Regions from separate parts of the Mus musculus genome. Here region 1 is linked to region 2. Evidence: chromatin contacts called from ENCODE Hi-C or POLR2A ChIA-PET data. All regions are on one chromosome and are shown on one strand. The core of a region is the stretch at or near the end of the contact, and the rest is flanking DNA. Distances in the headings are between cores, read along the strand shown.

Region 1 (7,353 bases), core at 426-2,925, 42 kb before region 2:
GCTTATACAACTTTGGGTGTGGGTGGGTGTGTTGGGGGTGGATGTTTCAGTAGCTTTCTAAGACTTGTAAATTGTGTTTGCTTCCTGAGTCTTATAAATTTCCTTTCTCCCCGCTCCAGGAGGGACTGATTCACTCCAGAGGAAACCACTACTCAACAACAGACTGAAAATGTACAAAGCTGGAGTAGGCAACAGTATGCTTGTTAGCTCCATAGCAACCAGAGAACCCCTTGTCAGTTCACAAAGGTCTCTGCTACAAAAGAATAAACCAGGGGCTGGAGAGATGGCTCAGCTGTTAAGTGCACTGACTGCTCTTCCAGAGGTCCTGAGTTCAAATCCTAGCAACTGCATGGTGGCTCACAACCACCTGTAATGAGATCTGATGCTCTCTTCTGGTGTGTCTGAAGACAGCTACAGTGTACTTATGTATAATTAATAAATCTTAAAAAAACAAAAATATAAGAGTGAACCAGCATGTGAGGTTCACAAGGACGGGACACTGGGTCTGAAGTCATTTCTCCTCGCTGACATTCACAGCATCTTTTCCATTGAGCCGCTGAATGTACTGCCAGAAAAAGTCCCGTCCCCCCCCAATGATGATAAGGATGCAAAAATCGAAACCAAACCAAACCAAAAACCCTGCGCACATTACCCCTGGCAAGGGCAAGCTGCCTTAAATTGCTTAGATTTTGATGCTAGCTCACAGCAGTTTTCACCAAGCAGGTTAACAGAAGAGAGGATACAGTTTCCATCAGAGGAGCAAGTGGGAATCCAAGGGAATGGTATAGGACAGCTCTACTGGACATTTCCCAGCTCCATCCCAACCACCACGTGGACGTTCCTGGGATGGCTCTAATGTCAGATTCTGTATCATTCAGTTTATCTTGATCTTTCTCTTCTCTCTCCCCACGTCCCCATCCTTAGTTTCTTTCTTCCTTCCTTCCTTTCTCTCTCTCTCTCTCTCTCTCTCTCTCTCTCTCTCTCTCTCTCTCTTTCTTTCTTTTTCGAGACAGGGTTTCTCTGTATAGCCCTGGCTGTCCTGGAACTCACTTTGTAGACCAGGCTGGCCTCGAACTCAGAAATCCACCTGCCTCTGCCTCCCGAGTGCTGGGATTAAAGGCATGCACCACCCCCGGCCTTAGTTTCTTTCTTGACAGTCTCATATATTCTAGGCTATAAACTCATTACCAGGCAAGACTCCCGTGGCCCTCTGACCCCATCTCCTGCGTGATGGGATTATAGGGATGTGCCTGCCCTCAGCTCCTTAGTTATCATGAATTTTTACTTTAGAAAAAACAGTCAGAACCTGTGTGTAGCCGTGGGTGTCTGTAATCCCAGCACTTGGAAAACTGAGGAAAAAAAGATTGTTTGGAGGTCAAGGTCAGCCTGGGCTACAACCCTACTACACCCCGCCCCGTGTTCCAACCCTACAACAGCATAAAAGTAGGCATGGTGGCAATGCTTGAAATTCCAGAGGGGGAGGCAAAGTAATCAAAAGATCAAAGTCATTGTCAGTCAAGTAACTACTGAGAGGAAGGCGGGCCTGGGCTCGGGGAAAGTTGCTATGAAGCGGGTGGGGCTTAGAGGCGAGGAGGAAGGAGAAAGGATTCCTTCACTGCACTCAGATTCTAGCTCCACTCAGACAAACTTGTTTCCAGGCTGGAGTACTTCCTGTCCGGCTCCAGGCCCCACCCTATGGCCTCGGGCTCCATTTCCTCTTAAGTCACGCACCCGCTGGTTTTAGTTTTAGTGTTTTCCCCCTTTCAGAAATGTGTCTGATAGTTACAACTGTGTCCGTCCATCTGTTTCTTGGCAGAAAAACTTTGGGGGTCCCTTAGGCTTCTTCCCATTTACCCTATCTCTCAGTTCAAGCTGTTAGTGTTCCTGCTGTAATAAAATTCTGGGGTTGAGGTTGGGTGTGGTGATGTATGGCTTTAAACCCAGCACTCAGATCTCTGCGAGTTCAAGGCTAGTCTGGACTACACTGAGAGCTCCAGGACAGCCAGAGCTTTGTAGGGAGACCCTGTCTCAAAAAGCAAAGCAAAATAACACGTGTACACACGCACGCACACACACACACACACACACACACACACACAAAACCCTCAGGTGGAAAGACAGCTTAGCAGTTGTTCCTATAGAGGATCCGGGGTCAGTCAATTCCTAGCACACACATGGTGGCTCACTTCTACCTGTACTTCTAGTTCTAGGGGGATCTGACTCTCTCCACTGGCCACTAAGGGCAGCAGACATGTACGTGGTATATATATATATATATATATATATATATATATATATATATATATATATATATATATATGTAGAGAGAGAGAGAGAGAGAGAGAGAGAGAGAGAAAGAGAGAGAGTCAGACAGACAGACAGACAGTCATATCTAGAAAATAAAAGGGTCTGAAGAGATAGTTCAGCAGTTGAGAGCACTTGCTATTCTTGCAGAAGAACTGAATTCAGCTCCTAGCGACTACATTTAGCAGTTCTAAACTGCCCTTAACACCAGCTCCACGGGATTTCAACACCTTCTTCTGGCCTCTGAGGTCACCAGCACATCAATGGCATACATTCACACAGATGCAGGAAACAGACACATTTAAAAAAAAAAGAAAGAAAGAAAAAGAAAAAAAAAAAAGAAAAGCCAGGCGTGGTGGCGCACGCCTTTAATCCCAGCACTCGGGAGGCAGAGGCAGGCAGACTGAGTTTGAGGCCAGCCTGGTCTACAAAGTGAGTTCCAGGACAGCCAGGGCTATACAGAGAAACCCTGTCTCGAAAAACCAAAAGAATAAAATAAAAAAATAAAATAAAATAGGGGCTGGAGAGATGGCTCAGCGGTTAAGAGCACTGACTGCTTTTCCAGAGGTCCTGATTTCAATTCCCAGCAACCACATGGTGGCTCACAACCATCTGTAATGAGATCTGATACCCTCTTCTGGCGTGTTGGAAGACAGCTACAGTGTACTCATATGCATACAATAAATAAATCTTTTAAAAAATAATAAAGTAAAAATAAAATTCTTACCAGGTATAGTGGTGCATGCCACTGGAGAGGCAGAGGCAGAGGCAGAGGCAGAGGCAGAGGCAGAGGAGGGAGAGGCAGAGGCAGAGGCAGAGGCAGAGGCAGAGGCAGAGGCAGAGGAGGCAGGCAGAGGCAGAGGCAGAGGCAGAGGAGGCAGGCAGAGGCAGAGGCAGAGGCAGAGGCAGAGGCAGAGGAGGCAGGCAGAGGCAGAGGCAGAGGCAGAGGCAGAGGCAGAGGCAGAGGAGGCAAGCAGAGGCAGAGGCAGAGGCAGAGGCAGAGGCAGAGGAGGCAGGCAGAGGCAGAGGCAGAGGGCAGAGGCAGAGGCAGAGGCAGAGGCAGAGGGCAGAGGCAGAGGAGGCAGGCAGAGGCAGAGGCAGAGGCAGAGGAGGCAGGCAGAGGCAGAGGCAGAGGCAGAGGCAGAGGCAGAGGAGGCAGGCAGAGGCAGAGGCAGAGGCAGAGGCAGAGGCAGAGGCAGAGGAGGCAAGCAGAGGGCAGAGGCAGAGGCAGAGGCAGAGGCAGAGGAGGCAGGCAGAGGCAGAGGCAGAGGGCAGAGGCAGAGGCAGAGGAGGCAGGCAGAGGCAGAGGCAGAGGGCAGAGGCAGAGGCAGAGGGCAGAGGCAGAGGCAGAGGCAGAGGGCAGAGGGCAGAGGGCAGAGGCAGAGGCAGAGGGCAGAGGCAGAGGCAGAGGGCAGAGGCAGAGGGCAGAGGCAGAGGGCAGAGGCAGAGGGCAGAGGCAGAGGCAGAGGCAGAGGCAGAGGGCAGAGGCAGAGGCAGAGGCAGAGGGCAGAGGCAGAGGGCAGAGGCAGAGGCAGAGGCAGAGGCAGAGGGGCAGAGGGCAGAGGGCAGGAGGGCAGAGGGCAGAGGGCAGAGGGCAGAGGGCAGAGGGCAGAGGGCAGAGGGCAGAGGGCAGAGGGCAGAGGGCAGAGGGCAGAGGGCAGAGGGCAGAGGCAGAGGCAGAGGCAGAGGCAGAGGCAGAGGCAGAGGCAGAGGCAGAGGCAGAAAGGCAGGTGGATTACTGTGAGTTCAAGCAAGGCCAGCCTGGTGAACAGAGTGAGTTCCAGGAAAACAGAGAAACCCTGTTTTGAAAACCACACAATTTTTTTTATCTTTATGAGAATCAGGAATATTTATCATTAATTTAAAAAATGATTTATTTACACACACACATTCCCAGCTCGCACGTGTGAATGCAGATGTCCTTGAATCCGGAAAGGGTTGTAGGAGGCTGGAGCTACAGGAATTTATGAGCTGCCTGGTGTGAGTGCTGGGAACTGTACTTTACTCCTCTACAAGAGCAGTATGTATATGCTCTGCGCTCTCTCTCTCTCTCTCTCTCTGTGTGTGTGTGTGTGTGTGTAGACACACGGGCTAGATCTCCTGGAACTGGAGCTACAGGTAGTTGTGAGCCACTTAACTTAGGCACCAGGAACCAAACTCATGCCTTCTGGAAGAGCAGTAAGTGCTTTTAACTGCAGAGCCATCTTTCCAGCCCTGGGAATTTGGATATTTGTTTTGTTTGTTTTCCTATTTACACTAGACATTCTCTCTATTTGTGTGTGTGTGTATATGTCTGCACACACATGCATGTACATGCCACATTGCATGTGTAAAGATCAGAAGTCAGCCTTGGGGTCAGTTCTCACCTTGATTGAAACAGAGTTGAAGTGGAAGCATCTAGTTTCTTTGGAAAGTTAGTTATGTCAAATGATGGTTTGCTGGGACACTCAGGTGAGAGGATGTTTTGCTGGAGGAGACACAGGTGAAAGGATGTTTGGATAGAGCAAACACGTGAAAGGACCCTTGATGAAGGAGGATAACTATGACCCCACAGATGGTGGGAGACGAGTACTGAACATTGATTTGGTTTGCTCCGCCTCACTGTTCTTCCTCTAAAACCACGCGCGTATTGGGTCACCTTACCTTATTAAAAGTAGGTTGCAAAAAATTTATGCCTACACGGAATCTTTTTGTTGTACACACCAGGCTAGTTGCCCCACAAGCTCCTAAGGGACTCTTCTGTCTCTGTCCCTCCATTTTGCCTTAGGGGTACTGGGATTACAGATGTGTGCTATGTGGGTTTTGTTTTTTGATCTCAGGTTTCAGGTTCACACAACTCCCCAGTCCCCTGGGATTTATTTATTTTTTATTTTAAAGATTTATTTATTATTATACATAAGTACACTGTAGCTGTCTGTCTTCAGTCACAACAGAAGAGGGCGGCCAATCTCATTACAGATGGTTGTGAGCTACCATGTGGTTGCTGGAATTGGAACTCAGGACCTCCAGAAAAGCAAGTGCTCTGAACCACTGAGCCATCTCTCCAGCCCCCAGGATTTATTTCTTAGATCTTTGGTAAAACCCAGCAATAAAGTCATTTGGCTTGGAATTTTCTTTAAGGAGAGAATTGTAACTAAGATTTCAATTTCTTTAGTAGATAATATGTATGGACTTTCTATTTCTCCATCTCTTAAGTTTTATCTTCTCAGAAACTGTCCATTTCATCTATATCGTGAGACAAGTAAATATGAAATGGTTCATAATATTTCAGTATCTGTTGTATCTGCAGGGATCTTGACTTTCATAACTGATAGTCACTTTATTGCAATTCTTAACATTATTGCCTTTGCACTCAGAGGGGAACCCTAAACATTGCAGATTCTCTGATTCGCTTGTATGAGAATGGTAGATTGCAAGGCTGTTGGATGTGCTGCATAGATGCACATGAGAGTAAATGAAAAACCTAAATAAATGTTAACTTGGGCAGGTAGGGAATTGTGTCAACAATAGAGCTAAAGTACCAGTGCTAGGAGAGTGTGTGGTCTGCATGAGAATGGCCCTCAGGCTCATAGATTTGAATGCTCAGTTCCCAGTTGGTGGAACTGTTCGGGAAGAATTAGGAGGTGTGGCCTTGTTGAAGGGGGTGTGTCACTGCGGGGCGGGCTTTGAGATTTCAAAAGCCCACACCATTTACAGTGAGTTTGTCCTCGTAGGTCAGATGTAAGCTCTCAGCTACTTTTGCAATGTTCTGCCAGCCTGCCTAGTGCCATGTCTCCATCAATGATGGTCAAGAACTCACCCTCTGAAAAGGTAAGCCCTTAAACTCTCCCTCTATAAGTTGCTTTGGTCATGGTGAATAGATAATTATTCACTGCAACAAAAAAAAGTAACCAAGGCAGAGGGAATCTCAGTGATAGATTTCCCCAGCTTATATGAGGATCCAGGTTTTCATCCATAGCAATAAACAAACAGACAAAGGTTAAACCACAGTAAATCCGTAGATCCAGCTTGCAAACACTATTTATTGACAGCCTCTCATGTGCCTTCACAGAAGAGCCTATTGGGCAGAGAGAGAACGAAGAAAGCGACTGGCCATAACTTTCTAGTATAATATAGTGTTCATTTTATACATCATACAGCTTTAATTAAACCAAAACTAAAGCAGAAAACAAAACAGAACAGAATAAAAGTCAGCCAGTGACCTTGCACATTCTGACTCACAGGGGAAGACAAAACTGACCTCCCTCTGATCATTTGAAATCTGACCCTGTGCAGTTTTCACCTCCTGGCTGAGTTGGCTAGAAAGCCCTGAATGTGGCCGATCCCCTCCTCCCCGTGAGGACATAGGGCATTTGAAAGCAGATCTCTGAGGAATCAGGTCTCTTAAGCTTGCAAATCCTCTCAAGACAAGGTTTCTACACAGGGCCAACTCGGAGATAAGCTGTAGCTATGACTGGGGCAGGCTGGAGCTATAGCAAGAGCTGAGCGAGCGAGAGTTTGAACTTACACCCCAAGGGACCAAACATTCTTGTTTATCCTATTGCTCACCAGTGGGCCCCATCAGAAATGGTGAGTATTCACTATGCTCTAGTGCTGCCTTTAATCCCAGCACTCAGGAGGCAGAAGCATGTGGGTTTCTGTGAGTTCAGGGCCACTCTGGTCAACTTAGTGAGTTCAAGGCTAGCTAGGGTTCCATAGTGAGATCCTGTCTTTTTTTTTTTTTTTCCCCCTTTATATATGTGGTGGTTTGAATATGCTTGGCTCAGGCTGGTGAGATGACTCAGCAGTTAAGAGCACTGGCTGCTTTTCCAGAGGTCATGAGTTCAAATCCCAGCAACCACATGTTGGCTCATAACCATCTGTAATGAGAAACAAGTAAAAACAAAAAACAAAAAAACAACCAAACAAAAAAACCTTAAGGGTCGGAGCAAGCAGGGCCCAGAGCAAGAGGGAGAAGGGAAAGGGAAAAAGAAAAGAAAACTGAATATGCTTGGCTCATGGTGGGAAGTGATACTAATAGGAGGTGTGGACATGTTAGAGTGGGTGTGG
Region 2 (6,674 bases), core at 3,772-6,271:
TATGTATAGGAGTACACTGTAGCTGTCTTTAGACACACCAGAAAAGGGCATCAGATCCCATTACAGATGGTTGTGAGCCATCACGTGGTTGTTGGGAATTGAACTCGGGACCTCTGGAAGAGCAGTCAGTGCTCTTAACCACTGAGCTATCTCTCCAGCCCTCAAGTAAACATTTTTAGTTTTTTTTCTTTTTTCTTTTAAAGATGTTGTCTCACTATATAAACCAGGCTGGCTTCAAATTTACACAGATCTACCTACCTCTGCCTCCTGAGTTCTGGGATTAAAAGTGTACCAACAATGTTCAGCTAAATTTGACATTCTTAGATATTGGCAAACTGATTCCAAAGATCAGATGGAATTACAAAGGACGTAAGATAAAGGCTTTTAAGAATTTATTCAAAGTTCTTATCTTCTTGTAGACACTCCCAAAATCCATCTAGAAATGCAAAGGACTTTGAAAAAGGGCACAGTTGGAGGCTAACATCAGCTAACTTCAAAGGTTCTTCTAAAGTTACAAAATCACACCAGGTGCTAGTGGGGTCAAGACGAATAAACAGATCAATGGAACAGAATAAAGAGCCGGGGCTGGAGAGACAGCTTAGCGGTTAAGAGCAATGTCTGCCCTTCCAGAAGTCCTGAGTTCAGCTCACAACCACCTGTAATGGGATCCAATGCTCTCTCCTGGCATACAAGTGTACATGTAGATAGAGCCTCATTTACATAAAATAATAATTTAAAAAAGGAGAGCCTGAAAGTAGCTGCATATATGTACGAGGGAATTGTTTTTCAGGAAAAACGTCCAAATCAGGATTGTCAGTTCTCTACAGCAGCCCTCAACCTGTGGGTTGTGACCCCTTTGGGGTCTCCTAAGACCATTGGAAAACAGATATATTTACGTTACAATTCATAGCAGCAACAAAGTTACAGTTATGAAGTAGCAACAGAAATAATTTTATGGTGGGGGGGGGGGTCACCACAACACAAGGAATTGTATTAAAGTGTTCCTAAGGCTGCGAACCACTACAGTATATGGTGCTGGAATAATGACGGTCTATTAACAAAATACAAAAGCAAGGAATTCCAATTAATATTTGAACTACACCAACCAACCAACCAACCAAACAAACAAACAAACAAAACCCTTAAAAATTGATCATAGGCCTAAGTATAAAACCCCAAATTACAAACCTTTAGAGACCTATGGCCTTCAGTTTGGCAAACATTTCCTCTTGAGGATAATATCAGAACCACAGCTCATGACTACGAAATATCCCTATAGGTCTGTGTGTTTCAACACTTGGTTCCCAGCCACTGGTGGGGCTGTTTGGGACAGATGCTGACCCCTCCTCCTGTAGGTGGAAAGTGGGGAGGAGCCTTGCTGGAGCAAGCATATCACTACGGGGCGGGCAGGGTGGGCAGAGTGGTAGACTTTGAGGTTTTACAGCAGGGACCCACTTGTTCTCTTCCTGACTCCTGGCTGAGTTCACTCCCTGCTCCTCTAAGGTTTGCCACGGTATTCAATCATAGCAGCAGAAAAATATGTAACGTGTAACATGTCCTGAAGAACAAGTTGCTGAGCTCGCAGTCAAAATGTAAAATGTCTGCTTACCAATAGGTATTAAGAGATGAATGCTGTCTTAGTCAGGGTTTCTATTCCTGCACAAACATCATGACCAAGAAGCAAGTTGGGGAGGAAAGGATTTATTCGGCTTACACTTCCATGCTGCTGTTCATCACCAAAGGAAGTCAGGACTGGAACTCAAGCAGGTCAGGGAGCAGGAGCTGATGCAGAGGTCATGGAAGGATGTTCTTTACTGGCTTGCCTTATCTGGCTTGCTCAGACTGTTCTCTTATAGAACCCAAGACTACCAGCCCAGAGATGGTCCCACCCACAAGGGGCCTTTCCCCCTTGATCACTAATTGAGAAAATGCCTTACAGTTGGATCTCATGGAGGCATTTCTTCAACTGAAGCTCCTTTCTCTGTGATAACTCCAGCTGTGTCAAGTTGACACAAAACTAGCCAGTACAAATGCTAAGCCAGAGACTGGGAAAAAATACTTCTAAAGCAAACGATAAAGGTCTACATCCCCAGTAAAGAGTGCCTGACACACAACAGTTAAGAGAACCACCCAATAACAATCAGCAAACTATTTACATAAATACTTTCCTGAAAAGGAGACAGGGGAAATGAGCACACGAACGGACTCTCAGCATTGTTAGACATCAGGCATATACAAAACCTACAAGATACACAACACACATCGAGTCTGAGAGCTCGCTAGATGGCCGAGCGTATCAGGTAACGGCGAGCAAACGAAAAACACAGCTGGAGTTATCACAGAGAAAGGAGCTTCATTTGAGGAAATGCCTCTATGAGATCCAACTGTAAGGCATTTTCTCAATTAGTGATCAAGTGGGAAAAGTCCTTTGTGGATGGGACCATCTCTGGGCTGGCAGTCTTGGGTTCTATAAGAGAGCAGGCTGAGCAAGCCAGGGGAAGCAAGCCAGTAAAGAACATCCCTCCATGGCCTCTGCATCAGCTCCTGCTTCCTGACCTGCTTGAGTTCCAGTCCTGACTTCTTTTGGTGATGAACAGCAGTATGGAAGTGTAAGCTGAATAAACCCTTTCCTCCCCAACTTGCTTCTTGGTCATGATGTTTGTGCAGCAATAGAAACCCTGACTAAGACACTACCCACAAGGCCTTTGCCTTGAAATATCATTCTCTGGCCCCTCACCCTAGGGTTTGTTGTTTGTTGTTTTTAACTACTATATATGGTTACTTTTCTTTGGCTGTGATAAAACACTATGACCAAAACCAATTTATGGAGGAGCTCACTTTTGCCCTACAGAGACAGACTTCCTACTGAGGAGGCGTGGCCGGGGCAGGAAGCAGAGAGTGAAGTGGGAGGGGAGTCTGGGAGATCTCAGGGCACTCCCCACACCCCATCAGCGACAGACTTCCTCCAGAGCTGCAACCACCTCCCTAAATAGTGCTCCAACTGGGGACCAAGGGTTCAAATATCTGTGTCTATGGAGGATAGTCTCATTAAAACCATTCCAACTACTTAATAGTGATTAATAATTAATAGTAACTGAGAGGAACCCAGAGGGTTGGTTTGTGAGTTTACCACTGAATTCCTTAGCCTAAACTATTATTTGGCACACCGAATGGATGAACCATTTGCTAAATGAATAATGAATTACAATCAGATGGGTGTGTTGGTTCAAATATGAAATGTCTCTAACAGGTTCACATGTTGATTGTTTATTCCCAAGAGGGCCTTGAGGAGACTTTAGGGGGGTAGAACTAGGTAGCAGAAGTAGGTCTTTAGGGGTGGGTCTCACCTGGCCCTACCCTCTTTGCTTTCTGACCTTCCCTGTTGGACTCTCCGCTGCCCTAAGCTCTGCCTTCTCCACTACGTGAGACGGAAACCTGAGTGTGACCCCGAATAAGCCCTCCTTCTCTTGAACTGTTGTTTCAGGTGTTTGGTCATAGCCACCTGAAGAAATAAATACAGACACTTTGCGGTTGGAGAGGCTATGCAAAGATAAAGGGACCAACCAAGATCAGAGTGGCTGTCCACAAGCAAATGGGGAGTAGGGCAGGGTGGGATGGAAAGGGGGAGGGGCGATCAGGTCTGGAAAGCAAGTGAAGAGCAGCTTTGGCCTTCAGCCTCTGTAAACTAACAAGCTGGACATTTATACAAAGAGCCGGAAGAAGCCGTTAGTTTCGAGGGCTTTGTAAGTTATTCTTCATTTTCCTGGATCCGGAAAAAGAAGAGCAGTAGAGTAGAAGCCGAGAAACAAGTCAGGAGATGGCACCTTTACTTAATACTATACTTAGTTCCAGAAGAAAACATTAGAACCGCAGGCTTACTAAACACATCCCAAACTGCAGGCTAAAGGAAAGCAAGACAGGCAGGACACCTCAAGCGTGGTGCAAAGGGCTGTGGGTACTTACAGGACAGGAGGGACCAGGAGGTATTTCTACTCTAGGAGATAAAAAGACTAGTAGCAGCCATAGGGCAGGTGCAAGGAGAGCAACATCCGTCTAGTTCGGGGAAGACTTTTCCTTAAGCAGAGATGGTAATACCATAATTGTGCAAGAAGTTGAGGCCCCTTTACCCAGTGCATGCTTAGCAGCAAGTTCAACAGTGAAGAGAACAGCGTGTCCCTGAGGGCTGCGGACAGGGGCAACAAAACCACAGCCACTCTAGAAAGAAAAATGAGGCTGGGAAGGACGGCACCGGCAGGAGGAGGGTTAGGGTAGGGTGGGGTTAGATGCAGTGTGGACACCTCTCCCTCCTCCCAAGGCCAACCTTACTTTATTACATGTAAAGAATTCCACCATACATCTCAGGGCAGCCTGAACAGTCCCTTATTGGCGTGTACTTAGTTTGGGGGGATCCAAACCTCGTTGCTGATCTTCCTCTATTTCCCAAACGCCAAAGCATCTTCTAGGAGTGAAAAAAGTTACCCCACAGAACCAAGGGACTAAAACCAGTTTCACAGAAAGGGTACAGCCTGAATCTGCTGCTGCTGTCCATCAGATGCAGGTCATCTTAAGTCCATCTTAAGTCCGTCTCAGAATGAGCCCTCCTACTATACGCTGGGTTGAACTGTACCGGTGGGGACGACAAAAGACCTAGGTCTCAAAGGCTTACTGGGGCTATGGCGAGCGCTTGCGAACCTCCCACTTTAAGATGGGTATTTCCGTGGTCATTTCTATCTCAGCTGAGGTGATTGTGACACCAGTCCCCAGTCTCGAAATTCAGGCCCCACATTTCTTCCCCATACCCCCCACCTCTACTCCCCCACCCCGGCGTCGCAGTCTTCCGGCCCCGATCCTGGTGCTTCCCTAGCCTCCGCGAGCGCTCTCACCGGCGTTGTGCCGCCTGCCCCGGCCGTGGCCGCACCTCCAATTGGGCGCCTTCGCGGTGTGCGGAGGCGCAGATGCTGGTAAGCAAGGCTCGGCTCACTCCACTCGGGGCGGCACCCGGACAGCTCGCTTTCGAGTGCACAAACCCCGCGGAACCTCGAACTGTTTATTTGTTGCTAGGGCACCGGGGCGGGGCATGCCGCACTGGGCGGAGCCCTTGTGAGCTCAGTTTGTGTGTTCCGATTCGGTTTACGCGGAGGTGACGATGATTAAGAACTCAAACTGGGAGCAAAGTTGCAAAGTTTTGTCTCCGGCAGTGCGATTGGGCGGGGCATGAGGGGAAGGGGCGGGCCGCCAAGATCAGCAGTTTTGTCTTTGGGAAGGAAAGGCTAGAGAGAGTGTAAGCTAAATCAGTCTCTTGAAATCTTCAGAAACTCTTTCACTTCTTCTGATAAACAAGAATAAGGTCTCTGAGGGTCGAGGTGAGAATAACAGAAGAAATGTCTGTAAGAGTCTAGTACAGGCCTCAGGAGAGGAAAGTGGGCAGGGTTCGTACATTATGGGTGGGATTAGCTTCTAACCTTGTGAGTCCATCCTTTTCTCCCAGAAAGGGAATGCGTTTGGGGGCATAACTCCAATTGTTTTTTTTTTATTTTTTTTATTTTTTTAGAACTTGCCATTCCATTTTATTCAGTAAGCGGATATTGTATATCTGTCGCGTGCCTGACTCCCGCTTGCCATGGGAATTCAGTGCCCAATATGAGCCAAGGTTCTTGAACTAAAAAGGTTGGAGGAGGAAGATGGGAACACAGCAAAGAGGAAGGGTATGAATTGCAAGCGCTGGCCACAGTTAAAAGTGATAGGTGCAGAGTTGGCTCAGTGGTAAAGAGCACTTGCTTTTGCAGAGGACCCAGGTTGGGCTCTCAGCACCCACAGGGCTGTTCACAACCATCCAGTCCCAGGGATCCAGCGCCCTCTTCTGACCTCCACAGGCACCAGGCAGCTCACTATACAGTGCACTGATACACATGCAGACAAAACACTCACCACACAAAAAAATAAAAACAAATAAACGTTACAAAACAAAACAAACAAAAAAACCCAAACGACCAGGAACAGTCCAAATCATGGGCCGGATATGGTAAACCCAGGGCAGGAGGCAGGTGAACCAAGAAGCAGGTTAAAATCCTGAAAAGACCTTACATGCTATAGTAGGTTTTGCTAGCTTTTCTCCAGCCTGGTTAGTGAAATGACTTTCAAAATCAAGTCTTTATGTCCTTTGGAGTTTTCACTGACAAGACTGTGTTTTGTCTGGCAATTTTATCATGATTTATATATCCCTTGATATGGCAAACTCTGTGTTTTCTCCTTTGTGGACTGGCTTCTAATCCAAGGATTGGGAGTGAGCCCCTTTCCCTGCCTGTATCTCAATGTTTTGTTTTGCTTTGTTTTGTTTGCAGCTTTCCAAGGTTAATCTCTACTGGGATCATTTCAAAATTTGTTCCTTTTTTTTTTTCCTGATCAACAACTTGTGATGGTGGTACCATGGTGAAGTGGGTTCTTGACTACATACAAGGTTTAGAAGACTTCATTGCGTTGGGAGTGACAATGGGGTGTTTTGAATGATAACAGTCCCCACAGGCACATATATATGAATATTTGGTCCCTGGTTGGTGGAACTGTTTGGGAAGAATGAAGAGGTGTGGCCTTGCTGGAGGAGGTGTGTCACTGGAGGAGGGCTTTGGCAGTTTCAAAAGTCTGTGCCAGACCCATCCCTCCCTCCCCTCCCTCCC

Evidence for each region. Hi-C counts contacts between places; a loop is a spot of excess contacts on that map. ChIA-PET counts read pairs that join two places held with the same protein, here RNA polymerase II (POLR2A).
Region 1: POLR2A ChIA-PET joins it to region 2 with 16 read pairs in embryonic stem cell. The contact joins the enhancer-like site here to the promoter of Smkr-ps in region 2. A Hi-C loop is called at or near these places in 1 of 37 maps with a recorded cell type or tissue (T-helper 17 cell). POLR2A ChIA-PET finds 5 or more read pairs at or near these places in 4 of 5 experiments (Patski and embryonic stem cell).

What each region holds. Positions count from the first base shown.
Region 1 is chr6:30,021,198-30,028,550 of GRCm38, reverse strand. No RefSeq gene overlaps it. Among named protein-coding and RNA genes, the nearest start is that of Nrf1, 23 kb to the left of the region's middle. Within about 2 kb of position 1,675, at least 1 of the 3 ENCODE cell types and tissues checked has a DNase peak (open chromatin) inside an H3K27ac peak, as active enhancers do.
Region 2 is chr6:29,983,676-29,990,349 of GRCm38, reverse strand. Smkr-ps (smal lysine rich protein 1, pseudogene) reads right to left here and starts at 5,021. Exons shown (of 2, transcript NR_040264.1): 1 at 4,884-5,021.